Linked DNA regions of Homo sapiens: region 1 is linked to region 2. A link is a loop called in an ENCODE intact Hi-C map of the cell type or tissue named here. Cell type or tissue: transverse colon. All regions are shown on one strand. Each heading gives the region's core, and the rest is flanking DNA. Links, peaks and the distances in the headings are about the cores only.

Region 1 (7,290 bases), core at 2,232-6,231, 230 kb before region 2:
TTCAACTTAAAAGTACTGCCAGCGTTTCATTTTGCTGATGTTACGTAGAAGTTCCTGTTCCTCATAGCCCAGTGGCCCAAGGCCCAGCCACACACAAACACACATGGGTGCCTGTGCCCGTCAGGCAAGGGGAGTTGGAGGGCAGCCTTTTGACTTGGGATTGTGACTGGCAGGGGATGCCATTCTGGACCTGGTGAGGTTGCCACGGAGTGTCTCTGTTCCCAAGGCAGAATCGTAAGTCAAGTCCCTGGTCATCCATTCTGGCCTTTGGACTGCCTGCTCTTAGGTGTAAGGCCAGGTGGTCTTGGCCCCCATGACCCACACAGAACTCCCCAGGGAAAAGCCCTTTGGTCACTGCCCTTACTCATCAGGATGAAGAGCGCACAGTGAATCAGAGCAACTGGGGGATCCTGAGCCAGCGGGAGTGGGACTCTGGAGGCAGCTGTGCTGCCAGGGATCCAAATGTCCCTTAAGAAGGATTTTGCAAGAACCAAACTCATCCAAACCCTTGAAACAAAGGTTTTTCCTCCCATGCGATTCAGACCAAGTTACCACATCTTGCTAAGATGTGATGTTTCAAAAACCAGAAACCTCATCGGGCCCCAGTCAGTGACCCAGTGGACCCGTGGGCCTGCCTTTTCCCTATCCTAATGTGTCCTTGCCCAGGCACAGGGCAGCAGCCTTGAAGGGCTGAGCCACGGCGAGCTGGGCGGTTCTTTGCACGGGACCTTAGTCCCAAGCCACCTGCCTGGGCAGGGAGGAGTCCAGCCCGCCCACTGCTCTCAGGCTCTCCAAAAGCTCCAGGGCTGCTGACTAGCTGGGGCTGGCCTCCCCTTGCAGTGCTGGGTAAGACCGGGCTCTTGAGACAGACAAGTGCCTGGGGGCCCCTGCAGGGCCCTGGAATGGGGGCTGCGGGGTGGGCCTGGGGAGAGCTGTTCTGAGAGCCCCGAGGGCCCAGGAGGCTGGTGTGTTGGCGCCATCCCTGTCCCAGCTGTGCTCACAGTACAGGCTCCTGGGAGTGTTTGTAGTTTCCACAGAGGATGAGCAAGGAGCATCCCTGAGCTGCCTTCTGGGGCCAGCAGGCTCCGGGGGCAGCCACGTCCCACCAGGACATGGGGTGGGCAGCCCAGGCCATGGCTGCCCCTAAGGAGCTGAGGCTGGGTCCTAAGGAAGGACAGAGGCCTGGGAGCCAAGCTGTGGGGCCCGACCGGGAGCAGCTCATTTATTGAGCAGACATCTGCCGGGCAGTGCCCCCTGCACCCCTCATGGGGCTCACAACACCCCATGAGGTCGCTGGATGCAGCCCGTCCCACAGATGGGGAACGGAGGTACAGAGCAGCACATCACGTGTCCATGGCCCCTGGTCCACGCCCAGCCGACTCTGCCTTGGGGCCTCACTGAAGGGTGGCTGCCACCCTGAAGGGGCCACTGTTGGGCCATTCCTCAGAGCCAGGGTCTGCAGGTGGCATGCCCCAGCCAGGCCTCGAGTCATCGGTGGAACTTGAGGGTCACCTCCACTGGAAAGTGGTCGCTGATGGCAAGAGCCTGTGGGGACAGAGTGAGCCTCAGGGGAAAAGTGCACCCCACCCACAGGGATGGGAGGGGCCGGTGAGGCCTGGGTGCCCACCCCTGCTGCTGCCTGCGGTGGGGCAGGGGCAGGGGCCGGGGCAGAGGGTGTCACCACTGGCCCTTTGAGGGAAAGGCAAGGTACCCTGCCTGCCCAGAGCTCCACATGGGGTGGGCCGGGCTCTCCAGGGTCCTTGGAAACGAGCCCTGGTGCAGGGAGGAAGCTGAGGTGGCCCTGCCTTGGGCGCTGGACCCTCCCTGCTGCCTGCGTGCGCCCGGGCGGTGGGGACCCAAGACCAGCACCGCCCCACGGCCCACTCGCCTGAGTCTGGTCCAGGCCGAATTCCTCCTGGAAGTCGTGCACGGTGGCCGACTGGGGCTTCAGGCTCCGGCGCAGGCGGGCGCCACAGGCCACAATGCGGTCGTAGGCGCAGTCTGAGTTGCCCACCGTGGTGTCGGCGCTGTCAGGGATGAGCCACTTGAAGACCTCACTGCTCCTCAGACGGATGGCGGCCCAGTCCTGCGCCCGCACATAGCTGCAGTCGGCGTTGAAGTCGCCCAGGAACAGCATGTCCTGCGGGCGCCGCGGAGCCGTGTCTGAGCCGCCGCAGGAGCCGTCGAGGTCCCGCCCTCATGAACCAGACCCCCGGGGCGCGCCTGCAGGGACCCCGGGACCGAGGGGTGGGCTTACGTCGGTGCCCCACTTGTCGATCACGTCCAGGTACACGTCGTAGAGCGCGTCGATCTCCGCCACGGCTTGATGCGGCGCCGCGTGCAGCGGGATCAGCACCAGGTTCTGTGCTGCTGCGGGAAGGGGTGGGGGCGTCAGAGCTCGGCGGGAGGGGAGGGGCGGGGCCCGCTCACCGGTGCCGGGGGCCGAGAACTTGACCACGAAGGGCTCGCGGCTGAAGACGTCCTCGGGGTCTGGGTACAGGTAGGTGTCCACGACCGACACCGCGTCTTTCCTAGGAGATGGGGAGGACCCGCTGAGCCCCCGACCTGCGGCCCCGCGCGCCCCTCCCTGCGGCCCGCCCCTCACCTGTACACGAACAGGTACATCTCCTTGTACTGGTCCCGGCCCAGGGGCTGGCTGCTCACAAAGCTGTACTCGTGCTCGGACACGCTGCGGAGACAGGGGCCCGCTCAGGGTCGGGGCGCCGCGCCGGGGCGAGATCCCGGCGGGGGGTCGCGACGAGGGGCCCTGCCCACCACACCTGTTGATCTGCTCCATGAGCGCGGACACGGCGCTGAGGTCTGGGTCTCGCACCTCCTGCACCAGCGCGAGGTCATAGCCAGCCAGGATCTGGGGAGGAGCGGCGGGTGCGGGGGTCAGCGCGGTCAGCACCCCTAAACGCCGCCCCGCCCCGGCCCGGGCCCCACCTTCGCGATGATGCTGCCGCAAGCGGGGTCCGACACTTTGCTGTCACCGAAGCTCTGAATGTTGAAGGCTCCGATGCGAAGCGCGGCGGTCCCGGCGGCTTCCAGCGCCCAGAGTGCGGCCAGCAGAGCCCGGGGCCCGCCCATGGCGCGGAGCGAGAGGCTGGGAGGGACAGACGCTGCCGCCTACGCAGACCCGCTGTCAGACCCACCGACCCACCCCTTCCCTCCGCGGCCGCCCCTTGACGGCCAGTGCGACGCGGAATCCGCCCCTGCGTTCTGCAGGCTCCCAGGGCACTGCTGGGCTCTCAGGGACCGCTGCCTTCTCACTGCGCGGGAAGCTGCAGCCGGAATGGAGGGTCCGGCCCATCCAGCCCCAGCTCAGGGCAGCCGAGAGACTCACCTTGGATGTGGGTGCAGAGGCCCGAGGCTCAGAGATCCTAGGGGGATGGGGATCCCGGGTCCAGGCTGCGGGCGTGTCCGACACAGGACTGCACTGACTCCCTCTGGCAGTAGCTCTGGCACCAAGGCAGGGGCCGGTATTTGAGGTCCTGGGCCAGGGAGGGGCCGGGCTGCACTGGGTCCCGCCCCCTCGACTCAGCTGGGTGCCTGATGAACTCCTGGCTTTCATTCCCATGGAGACCCCCAGGGTAAGGGGTGGGAGACCTGCCTGAGCCGGTTCTGGTGCCCCAGACCTGTCCCAAAACCGTCCCAGAAGCCCCTGCCAGCCCCCTAGGAGGGAGGTAGACGGTCAGCCACATCCCGGTGCGGCTGTGTTCTTGTCCTCGCCCCTAGAAATTAGGTCGCCTAGACTCTGCCTCCCTGAGCAGAATCCCTTCAGGGAAAGCAAGGCAGCGCAGGTAGGACCAGCCACACTCCCTACCCAGCATCTCCTGCTGCTGCTCCACCTGCTCACCCTGCGGTGGAGGCCGAGGCTCCCAGATCTCCCTGTCCCCGTCCCTGGTCCTCCCACCCACCCACAGGCCTCAGGCAGCGCAGCTGGGGGCACAGCTCCAGCTGGGCAGGGCAGGAGGCTGTTGGTCAACATGCCAATGACACCCACACAGCACCAAGGCGCCGCCAGGGCTGGCAGAAGCCCCTGGGTGGGGCGGCCAGGCACGTGAGTCTAGGAGTGGCCTGGGAGGCAGGTGCTGCTGCGGGGGCCTGGGCAAAGGTGGTGGCACCAGCCGCGGAGGCTGCCACTGCCACAACATCACAAGCTGCAGGTTCTCATGTTTTATTGTAAAGCAACAAGAAACTCTTATGTACACTGTCCGTCTTGGGGCGCCTCCATCCTGTGCCATCTTCTCTACCAGGCCAGGCAGGCATGGGTGGGGCGCTCAGAGTCCTCTGCCCTGTCCCTGCCCGGCCAGGACCCCGCAGACCTCATGCTAGACGATGACCGTCTGCACCTCCAGCTGGCCCTCCGGCGAGGCGATGACCAGCTCGCCTGCATGCTCCAGGATCTCGATGTCCTCTGATGACACCATGGTCACAGTGGCCTGTTCAGTGCCACTTGTCCCTGCCCGGGCGGCAAGCACAGTGCCCTCGCTGATGGCCGAGGCCAGCGTCATGGCCACCTGCTCTGTCAGGCTCTCGGGGGTGGCGATGGTGATGGTGTCGGCGGCAGCCGCCTCTGGGCCCAGCGCCGTCTCCTCGTCCATGGTGACGTTCTGCACGATGATCTGGTGGCCGGCGCTAGCCTGGTGCACGATCTGCTGCACCACCTTCATGATGTGGCTGTCCACCTGCAGGGCCACGGCTCAGCAAGAGCGGCTGTGCCAGGGAGCCTCCCCGCCCCCGCCTGCCCTACCCCTCACCTCTGTCTGGGTGCCCTCGATGATCTCCGTGGCCTCACTGGTCTCCGCATCGTCCGCAGTGGCCTGGGCAGATGGGCAGAAGGACAGAGGTCAGCCTTGGCTGCCCCTGGGTCCCAGCACGGCCCCAGGGCCCCACACCCACCTCGATGATATACTCCTGGGTGTCAGCTACCACGGACGAGAACTCCACCAACACTGTGTGCGGGTCTTCCGTGAGGACGGTGGTGGCTGCCGCGGGGCTGTCCTCAGACACCAGCAACTCCTCCACCTCCAGCAGGCAGCCCCCTGTGGGTGGGGACTCGGTCAGGGCTAGGCAAGCCCCGGCCCCCTCCCCTCCCCCTCCCACCTCCACCGGCCCAGACCTTTGGTGCGCAGGTGCCGGTTCAGCGTGCCGTGCTCGGCGAAGCCACGGCCGCACTTGTAGCACTTGAACGGCTTCTCGCCTGTGTGGTGTCGCACGTGCCGCACCAGTGAGCCCTTCTCTCGGAAGCCACGGCTGCAGAACTGGCACACGTGCGGCTTCTCCTCCAGGTGTGTCCTGAAGTGCACCTGCTGTGCGTTCTGTGGAGACACCTGTCAGTGCCAGCCTGGCCTTGGCCACAACAGACTACAGCTCTCCCCTCCCGCCTGTGGCCCAAGGGAGGGGCTGGGTCAAGACTGAGCATGGTGGAGGCAGGGAAGGGGGTGCACCTGGGCCACGGCCAGGGAGCAGGATGGGGGGATCAGGCGCCAGGGTCCTGCGGCCAGAGACCCACCTTAGTCTTGTAGCGCTTGCCACACTTGGGACAAGGGTAGGGCCGCTCGTCTGAGTGGACGCGCCGGTGGCCACGCACATGGGCAATGGTCTTGTAGAGCTTCCCGCAGTCGCCACAGCGGAAGCGGCGCTCACGCACGTGCACCTCCTGGTGCTTCTTGAGCAGGTAGGCCTTGGGGAAGGCCTTGCCACACTGCGCGCAGGCGAACGGCCTCGGCCCTGCAGCCACACACAGCATCAGGCCAAGCCCATCACCCGCGGGCCCGCCAGGCCGCCTGCCACCTGCCCACAGATCCCCTGGCTCCCTGCTGTCTATGGACCCACCCTGGACACCCAGAAGCACCCCGGCCACCTATAGCCCATCCACTGCCATGGGCCACACACCCACCCATCACCTACCGGTGTGGCCCCTCTTGTGGGCCTCCAGGGTGGCTGCTGTCGGGAAGGTCTCACTGCACTGAGGACATGGGTGGGTCCTGGGCACCGCTGAGGCCTCGCTGGCCACCTGCTGGGGAACCACAGGAAGGTCTCCAGCACCCGGGGCAGGCTGTGCCCTGGCAGTACCAAGAACACAACCATGGGCCCCACCCTGGCAGGCTCCCTTGTGGCCCCAGGGAAGGCAGTAAACAGATCAATGGACAAAGTCACTGCAGAAAGCCACTTCAGGGAGGCGAAGGCCAGCGTGGGGACAGCCCCTGGGATCCAGCCCTGGGAGGAGCCCGCAGGTGGTGCTGGCACCTACTGTCTCCAGCGGCTGCACTTCCAGTACCGGCAGCTGCGGGGCTGCCACTGCCAGGGGCTGGGGACTGGACCCGGCAGCAGGAGCTGGCTCCAGGGCACCCTCCTCCCCAGCAGCGCGCTCAAGGACGATGCCGGAGTTCTGCATGGCCTGGTGCAGCAGGTTCTCACGGCTGCCCTCGCTGGAGCAGGGGAGCTCCTGGGAGACGGGGGGCTGCAGGGGAGGCAGAGAGAGGAGGCTGGCCAGGCAGCCTGGCATCCAGCACCCACCCCATGGGGCAGACGCACGCCAGGAGCCTTGTGCAAACCCTCAGACCCCCATGGCGCTCCCACTGGCCCTGCTCTCCCTGTGGGAAGCCCAGCCCTCGCCTGCCTGGCTCAGACCCCTGGAGCCAGTGCCCAGAACAAAGACTGGCACCGAGCAGGCAGAAGACAGAGCAGCCCTCCGGGGCCCCCCGTCGCCCCCACCTCTGGGGCCAGGGCTTTCATGCCCAGGGACAGCTCCTGCATCTGGACGTGGACTTCGTGGATGACGGTGCCCTTGGCATCTGTCACCAGGTGAATCACGGGTGAAGTCTCTATAGGCTCGCCTGTCACCGATGATGTGGCTGTCCCCAAGCCGGCAGCTCCAGCTCCAGAACCTTCAAGGTGGAGTGAGGGAGTGAAGATCCCTCACACACCCCAGTGGCGGCTGCGTCCACAGCCAGCCCCCAGGACCAGGCAGCTGCCCGCACCATGCTGACCTGCACGTGCGTCCTCTTTGCTGACAACCACGTCCTTGCTCACACTGAAGCGGATTTTCTCTGTGCAGGGGGTGAGAGACTTGAGGTGCCGGGTCAGTGCACCCGACTCCCGGAAGCTCTTTCCACACTTGGAGCACTTGTAGGGGCGCTCATCTGCAGAGAGAACCTAGTCAGCCCCGGGCAGCCCCAGCAGGCTGGCGACAAGGTGACAAGGCGAAGGCAGGCAGGGGCCCCCGCCTCATCCCCCAAAGCTGGGGAATGCGAGGCTGGGGCACCCCAGGGCCAACCATCG
Region 2 (7,290 bases), core at 1,085-5,084:
CGCTCCCGTCCCCCATGGCCCTGGCCCTCTGTAAGATGCTCCCTGCTGCTGCTGTCCCCATCTGGGCTCCTTGGAGGTCTAGACTCTCTAGATGGCCCTGGGAGCCAACCCCAGGGTCCCCCTCCCCACGTGTGGGCAGGCCCTCACCGCTGTCCTTTTGTGTGCCCATGACATGCTGGGGAGTGTAGAGCAGCAAGGCCCCAGGCAGACACCACACCTGTCCCTGTGGGGGGTCTTGGGGGCCTCCTGTTCCTAAGCAGGCCTCACCCCATTTGCCTCTTGCTCTCCTTGGGGCCTAGCTTGGCCGTCTCCAGGGCTCACGTAGAGTGCCCTTCCCCTCATCATTTGCTGCATAGCCCATCCCCAAGCCTCTCCCCATGGGTTCTGTACTTCTGTCCTCAGACACGTGACCCTCTCCTGCTGGGGCGACCTAGACCTGTTGTCTCCCTCTGTAGCCCCAGCCATCTCCCCCCTGCCCCCACGTCCCAACCCAGCCATTTCCCTCCAGCCACCAAGTCCCACCCCAGGCATCTCCCCCAGGCCCCCAAGTCCCCTACCCATAGCCATCTTCCCCTGGCCTCCATGTCCCCTACGTCCCCTACTCCCAGCCTGGCTGTGCTGGAACCATCAGGCGGGGGAGGGTCTTGCTGTTTGGCTCCTTAGTGGACCGTGCCTGACTCCACCCTGGCCACTGTGCTGCGGGGCGCAGCCTTGTCCAGCCCCCTCCTCACCCTCAGGGAGGGCGATGCTGGCCATGCCAGGCTGCACTGCTGTCCCACTGCCCGCTCCTGAGGTCTGGGCAGCCAGTCCTGGTCTCCCTGCCTGTCTGAGGATGGGCAGCCTCAGGCCCCCACTATCAGGTGGTATTTCTCACTCCGGCCCCAAACCTGCACGCCCTCCTGCTCCAGTGATTGTGGCCTTGGGCCCACCTTGCTCACAGCCATTGTTCTTTCACAAGCCTCTTCCTGTTCCTGAGCCCACCCAGTGTCTCCTTTCCCCTGTCTCGTTGCTCCGCTTAGGTGCCCTGCCTAGGTGACCCCTCCCAGCTGTTCAGGAGGGACGAATACTCTGGGTCTTGCTACCCCTGGTGCTCGGAGTACCTGCCTTAGCTGCTGTGCAGATGGATGCCCATCTAGACTCCATATGGGGCATGTAGCCCTCCCGTGCTGGCCCACCCTGGGTCCTTCATCTGGGTGCTGTCAGTGCACCTGGGATCCGCCCGGCCTGGCCCTGCCTCTGCCCAGCTCCCCGCAGCTCCTCCACCCCCAGCTGCTCCCTGGCCTCAGAGAGGCTGCCTTGACCGAGTCCGCCAGCCCCACCAGTGCCGTCCCACATAGGTTTCTTGGGACTTGCGATGTGCTAGCATCGCATGGAGCATGGGTGCCCCCAGGCGGCAAGGACAGAGGAGTGTATGTGCTCCTCAGCGGGGCCTGGCCCTGTGCCCGCACACGGGTGGCACTCGGGGGACGCACCAGTGGAGGTTGGCTGCGTGTTAGGGGTGCCTGGGATGCCCCTGTGCCCGCAGTCTGAGTCGCCGCCACCCACGGTGGATGAGGGCGTGCGGCTGAAAGGAGGGGTGCCAAAGTGGGGAGGTGGGGCTGGGGACGCCCCTGGCACGGGTTTCCTCTGGGGAAGGAAGTCGTTTCTCCTCGGAGTCTGATGGGCTTGGATGCTTTTTGGCAGCCTTGGGGCCTCCCTCACAGGCTGCTCGCCTGGCCACCTCACAGGCAGACACTGGCTTCCTCGCCCGCCTGCCTGCTGCTTCGGGAGCTGTGGTGGGGAAGTGGCCCTGTCTGGTTCCCGGGAGTCCAGGTACTCAGCTCCCCGAGGAGGCTCGCGCTCTGCGTCCCAGCAGCACCCTGAGTGGCTCCGCTCAGCTCCCCGAGGAGGCTCGTGCTCTGGGTCCCAGCAGCACCCTGAGTGGCTGCACAGATTGCGCCTGTGAGGGTCGGGCTGGAGAGGCGCCCTTGGGAGTGAGTGGAAGGTAGGGCTGGGTGCCAGCTGCCGCGAGGGCAGCTGCTGTGAAAAGAGGCCGCACAAGGCCCAGGGCCTTTCCCTGTGTTTGGGGTGTGCAGAGAGGCTGCTCCAGGGGAGGGGAGCCAGGGGACAGGTCAGGGTGGTGTGGCCCGCAGTGACTGGCAGCCTTTGTAATGGGGCTCTGGGTGGGGCTGCGACTCCCATCTGAAGACGTCGCGCGTGGGAGGCAGCTGTGATGAAGTGCCCATCTGAGCCCAGCATGTGACGGGGACGCAGAGGCGGCCGAGTTCATCCTGCCCAGCCTTGCCTGATGTGACCAGGGGAGGAAAGGCCTGGGCTGCTGCTCCTGCAGCCCGTACCGCCCACCCCGCCCCTGGTGGAAGCGGCTCCTGTCGGTGGGGTGGGGGCTGAGCTCTCCTGGCGCTCCTGACCCTCCTGGGGAGTCAGATTTAACCACCTGCTCTGGGGGACAGAGACACCCCAGGACCCCCTGAGCACGTGTGGGACTGGCTCTTCCTGCCAAGCCTCAGGTTTCCCAGCTTCACGGCCGTTCCAGCCCGACATTCTCTTTGGCTAAGGGGCTAAGGTAAACTTAACATGACCTTGGCATGACCCTTGCCCGGGTGAGGACGTCCCCCTGCCCTGGATGTGCGCTTGAGGCCTTGAGCTGCTCTAAGGGCCCAGAGCCGAGGCGAGTGACCAGTGCCAGGCTTGGGACAGTGATGGAGCCAGAAGGGGGCTTGACCAACCCAAGGGGTGGGTGGCACCAATCTCTGCTGGCATGGGGGCAGCGAGGGTCCTCCCCAGCAGAGCTTCGTGGAGAGCAGGGGTGCTGAGCTGAGCAGGGATGCCGGGGCCGTCTGTGGAGGGCACAGGGCAGACGGGCAAGTCCTCTGGCAGCCAGCTTTGCAGGTGCCAGAGACCCCTGGGAAGGGGCCCACGCAGAGGCTCTGCAGCGCCTGCTGAGGATGCACGGAGCTGAGGTGGTCGGCTTGAGCCTCGTGCCGTGAAGGCGCCATGGAAACGTGGGGGCGGGGGCGCCGGACAGGGTAGCCGGGCCTTGTCACCTGATGCATCCCCGGCTGGCGGCCATTGGTATTCCCTTAGCAGCTGCTTGGAACACGTTTCTTCTCTGTCCTGGAAAGCTCCGCAGAGCGACAGCTGCTCTGTTCCCCGCAGGGTGGAGCCACCGGGTGAGGGCCCCGGCCGGTGGGGCGTGGCTGCTTAGGGACTGGCCTTGCCGCCCCCTGGTGGAGAGGCCTGGCGTTGTGTCTCTGTCCTCTGCCCCTGACCCTAGGCAAGCGGGTTGGGGTGAGGAGGGGAGGCCTAGGCCAGGGTGCCAGGGGCCGCTGCCTGCTGGGGCCTCCTAGGAGGACCCTTTATGCCTCACTCCTTCTTAGAGGGTCTGTGAGGGCTCCCTTGCCTCTGAGCCTCCGTTGCATCCCAGGTGGGGGTCCCATCCCAGTCCTGCTCACCACCCCTCTGGTTTTTGGCTCTAGGTGGTCTTTGGGAAGAAGCTTCCTGCCTTTGCCACCATCCCCATCCACCAGCTGCAGCATGAGAAGAAATATGATATCTACTTTGCAGATGGAAAGGTGTACGCATTGTACAGGTGAGCAGGGCCTCTCCCTGGGTCCTGGCCTCCCTGTGGTTGTGGCCCTTCACGTCCCACTCTCCTCACAACCGGAGGCACTTCGGGGGCCACCTGGTGCACCAATGCTGGGGCCAGGCACCTGGGTTTCCATCCTGTGACTGGGGAGGCTTACCAGGCCCTCCTGGGGGTAGAGCTGGTGGTTGTGCTGGGGAAAGGCATGCCCAGGTGGTGCAGCACCTGCCTCGGGGGCACCTTGAGGGGCACACGAGGTGTGTGAGCCAGGCCCGTGGCCTGAAAATCCTATAAAGGGTACAGCTGTCCCAGGGCTGGTCTCTCAGAGGAGGGGCAGCTCATGGGCTCAGGGCTAGAGCCAGGCTTCTGACCCAGGCCATGTGCACAGCCATGGCCTTGCATCTGTCCTGGGTCACGGGCCTGGGGCCTGGTGAGTGGCCCTGCTCCCGGCGGTGACACTGAATGTCCTGGGGCCGTGGGCGGCTCTCGGTGTCTTCCTAGGCAGCTGCTGCAGCACGAGTGCCCGCGGTGCCCCGAGCTGCCACCTTTCAGCCTCTTCGGGGACCTGGAGCAGCACATGCGGAGGCAGCATGAGCTCTTCTGCTGCCGTCTGTGCCTCCAGCACCTCCAGGTGTGCCCCCCCAGCGACCCCGGAGAGAGCCTAGGCGGTGGGTGGTGCAAGGGATGTGGCCACACGGCTGGGAGGGGCTTGTCCACCTGCTGCTTCTGGCCCCGGATGGCCCCCTGAGGGTCAGGCTGCACGTGGCAGGGAGGCCTCTGGCTGCTGGCGGGGCCCTCTCCCGCCCCTTGCTGCTCCGCCACTGGCCTGTGGGAAGAGGCAGGAGGCTTGGGGTCCCCCAGCCTGTGCCCAGCCTCCTGTGCCTTGTAGATCTTCACATATGAGCGCAAGTGGTACTCGCGCAAGGACCTGGCCCGGCATCGCATGCAGGGTGACCCCGATGACACGTCGCACCGTGGGCACCCGCTCTGCAAGTTCTGTGACGAGCGCTACCTGGACAATGATGAGCTGCTTAAGCACCTGCGCCGCGACCACTACTTCTGCCACTTCTGCGACTCGGACGGGGCCCAGGACTACTACAGGTGGGCCGGGCAGCAGACAGACAGATGACCCTCCCTCCCCGAGGGCGTGGGGCTAACCGGGCTGCAGCCCTCCTACCGACACCCCATCTCCTGCCAGCGACTATGCCTACCTGCGTGAGCACTTCCGGGAGAAGCACTTTCTGTGTGAGGAAGGCCGCTGCAGCACGGAGCAGTTCACCCACGCCTTCCGCACCGAGATCGACCTCAAGGCCCACAGGACGGCCTGCCACAGTCGCAGCCGCGCCGAGGCACGCCAGAACCGCCACATCGACCTGCAGTTCAGCTACGCGCCACGGCACTCGCGCCGGAACGAGGGTGAGCAGGCACCTGGCCTGGATGCCCCCAGGTGGGGCCGCATGACCATGCCCTGCTCTGGAGCCTGAGATGAGACCGAGCTGTGGGTGCAGGAGCTGACCTCCCACCCTCCGGCCAGGCTGGAGCGCCCGAGCACCCCTTGTGTGCCAGGAGCTCTTGCTCCCTCAGGGTCTCGGGTCTGCTGCCCTGGGTGCCCGGGGCCCTTCCCTGGACCAGGAGGCTTTTACTGAGCATCTGCTGTATGCAGATCCCACCTGGGGCTCGGGGACCCTCCTCCTCTCCCTTCCCACTGCTCCTGTGGCTTGGCACCCAGGTCGTAGAGGCCCGTGGCTGGCGTGGACCCTGCGAGGCTCCTGTGCCACTCCCGGGCTCATGTGCACTGTGGGTAGGAAAGCCTCTGCCATCCAGGCCTGAGCATTGGCCGGGTGTGGCCTTGACGGCAGGCCTGTTCCTCCTATTGTCGTCCCGGGGTCCCGGGAAGTGACGGGCTGTCTGCTGGCCGCAGGGGTCGTTGGTGGCGAAGACTACGAGGAGGTGGACAGGTACAGCCGCCAGGGCCGAGTGGCCCGGGCTGGCACTCGCGGAGCCCAGCAGAGCCGCCGAGGAAGCTGGAGGTACAAAAGGTGGGGGACCTTGCGTGCCGCTGACATTCTCCTGTGGTGACCGTGGCCAGTGGCCAAGCTGGGAGTGGGGATGGGGTCAGGGATTGTGGCCAGAGTTCCTGGGGTCCTGAGTGGCAGTAGGGTCTGTTGAGGGTCCTTGGTGGGCACAAGTTTCTCTCTCTTTTCTCCAGTTCTAGCCACAGCCACAGATCCCAGGGTTGGGGTGGGTGAAAGGGGCCTGTGTCAATTGGGCGGTCACCGCAGCTGTACGAGGAAGCACCGCCCCGGCAGCCCTGCAGGGCAGAGGCATCAGACCCCAGATGATCGCCCCACACACTGGGCCCAGGCACTGCCCGCCTGAGGCATTGGTCTCGGGCCATGCTCAGCCTGAAGGCTGGCCTCCTTGTCCCAGGGAAGAAGAGGACCGAGAAGTAGCAGCTGCTGTCCGGGCCTCCGTGGCCGCACAGCAGCAGGAGGAGGCTCGCAGGAGTGAGGATCAGGAGGAAGGCGGTAGGCCCAAGAAGGAGGAGGCAGCGGCGCGGGGACCTGAGGATCCCCGTGGCCCCCGGCGCTCACCCCGGACTCAGGGCGAAGGCCCAGGTGAGTAAGCCCTACCTGGTGGCAGCTCTGCCCGGGCTAGGAGGTCAGTGGCTAGCTCTTTTTTTTTGTTTGTTTGTTTGTTTGTTTGTTTTTTGTGAGACAGACAGAGTCTCACTCTGTTGCCCAGGCTGGTGCAGTGGCGGAATCTTGGCTCAGTGCAACTTCTGCCTCCCGGGTTCAAGTGATTCTCCTGCCTCAGCCTCCCGAGTAGCTGGGATGACAGGTGCCTGCCCCCACGCCTGGCTTGTTTTTCTATTTTTAGTAGAGATGGGGTTTCACCATGTTGGCCAGGCTGGTCTCAAACTCCTGACCTCAGGTGATCCGCCCACCTCAGCCTCCCAGAGTGCTGGGATTATAGGTGTAAGCCACGATGTCCAGCTTAGTGGCCAGCTCTTGATGGGCACGGTGCCTGGGACGCTCCAGGCCTTCACCTGGGAGGTTGAAGAGCACCCTGCACTGCCAGTCCCCAGAGGGCCTGTCCCCACACCCTGACCTGACCTGGGGGCCTTGTGTTCTTCATAGGCCCCAAGGAAACCTCGACAAATGGTCCTGTAAGCCAAGAAGCCTTCTCGGTGACAGGCCCAGCCGCCCCAGGGTGTGTGGGGGTGCCAGGGTGAGAGTATGGGCGCCCAGGGGTGAATGGTGCATGGTGGGCGGGTGCGGGCAGCCACAGGTGGGTGCCGGGAGGGCAGGTATGGAGCCACGGGGCCTGATAGCTGTTGACCAGCTGTGCTTCCCTGCACCCAGCGCCCTCCCACCACCCAGCCCGAAGCTCAAGGACGAAGACTTCCCCAGCCTCTCTGCCTCCACTTCCTCCTCCTGCTCCACTGCAGCAACCCCGGGCCCTGTGGGGTTGGCGCTGCCGTACGCCATCCCTGCCAGAGGCAGGAGTGCCTTCCAGGAGGAGGACTTCCCCGCCCTGGTGTCCTCGGTGCCCAAGCCTGGCACCGCCCCCACCAGCCTTGTCTCTGCCTGGAACAGCAGCAGTAGCAGCAAGAAGGTAGCACAGCCCCCACTCTCGGCGCAGGCTACCGGCAGCGGCCAGCCCACCAGGAAGGCTGGGAAGGGGAGCAGGGGCGGCAGGAAGGG

What was found. A loop is a pair of places that touch in the nucleus more often than their neighbours do. Peaks named below come from ENCODE experiments on the same cell type or tissue, not always from the same donor. Only the 100,000 strongest peaks of a DNase experiment are listed, where the experiment ranks them.
Region 1: a loop joins it to region 2, with 2.0 times the contacts of the local background. A loop is called at or near these places in 4 of 110 quality-filtered maps.

The regions. Positions count from the first base shown.
Region 1 is chr16:2,232,617-2,239,906 of GRCh38, reverse strand. It overlaps E4F1 (E4F transcription factor 1), which reads right to left. Exons shown (of 14, transcript NM_004424.5): 6 at 6,999-7,151; 7 at 6,724-6,896; 8 at 6,260-6,469; 9 at 5,917-6,025; 10 at 5,519-5,736; 11 at 5,126-5,324; 12 at 4,906-5,048; 13 at 4,764-4,826; 14 at 4,165-4,691. The coding sequence ends at 4,335. DNASE1L2 (deoxyribonuclease 1 like 2) reads right to left here and starts at 3,463. Exons shown (of 7, transcript NM_001374.3): 1 at 3,347-3,463; 2 at 2,947-3,129; 3 at 2,781-2,869; 4 at 2,606-2,689; 5 at 2,258-2,531; 6 at 1,889-2,140; 7 at 1,196-1,545. The coding sequence starts at 3,090. The coding sequence ends at 1,489. ECI1 (enoyl-CoA delta isomerase 1) reads left to right here. Exons shown (of 7, transcript NM_001919.4): 7 at 1-505. In transverse colon, for the core only: no CTCF peak of the experiment used is centred there; DNase peaks (open chromatin) are centred at 3,467 and 4,018; H3K4me3 peaks cover 730 bases; H3K27me3 peaks cover 2,430 bases.
Region 2 is chr16:1,999,915-2,007,204 of GRCh38, reverse strand. ZNF598 (zinc finger protein 598, E3 ubiquitin ligase) reads left to right here. Exons shown (of 14, transcript NM_178167.5): 4 at 3,477-3,589; 5 at 4,085-4,214; 6 at 4,473-4,684; 7 at 4,782-4,999; 8 at 5,505-5,622; 9 at 6,014-6,201; 10 at 6,724-6,814; 11 at 6,949-7,290. Among named protein-coding and RNA genes, the nearest start is that of ZNF598, 6.3 kb to the left of the region's middle. RefSeq lists an enhancer at 1-505 and silencers at 1,303-1,597, 3,095-3,164. In transverse colon, for the core only: a CTCF peak has its summit at 3,227 (motif pointing left); a DNase peak (open chromatin) is centred at 3,174; H3K4me3 peaks cover 274 bases; H3K27ac peaks cover 591 bases.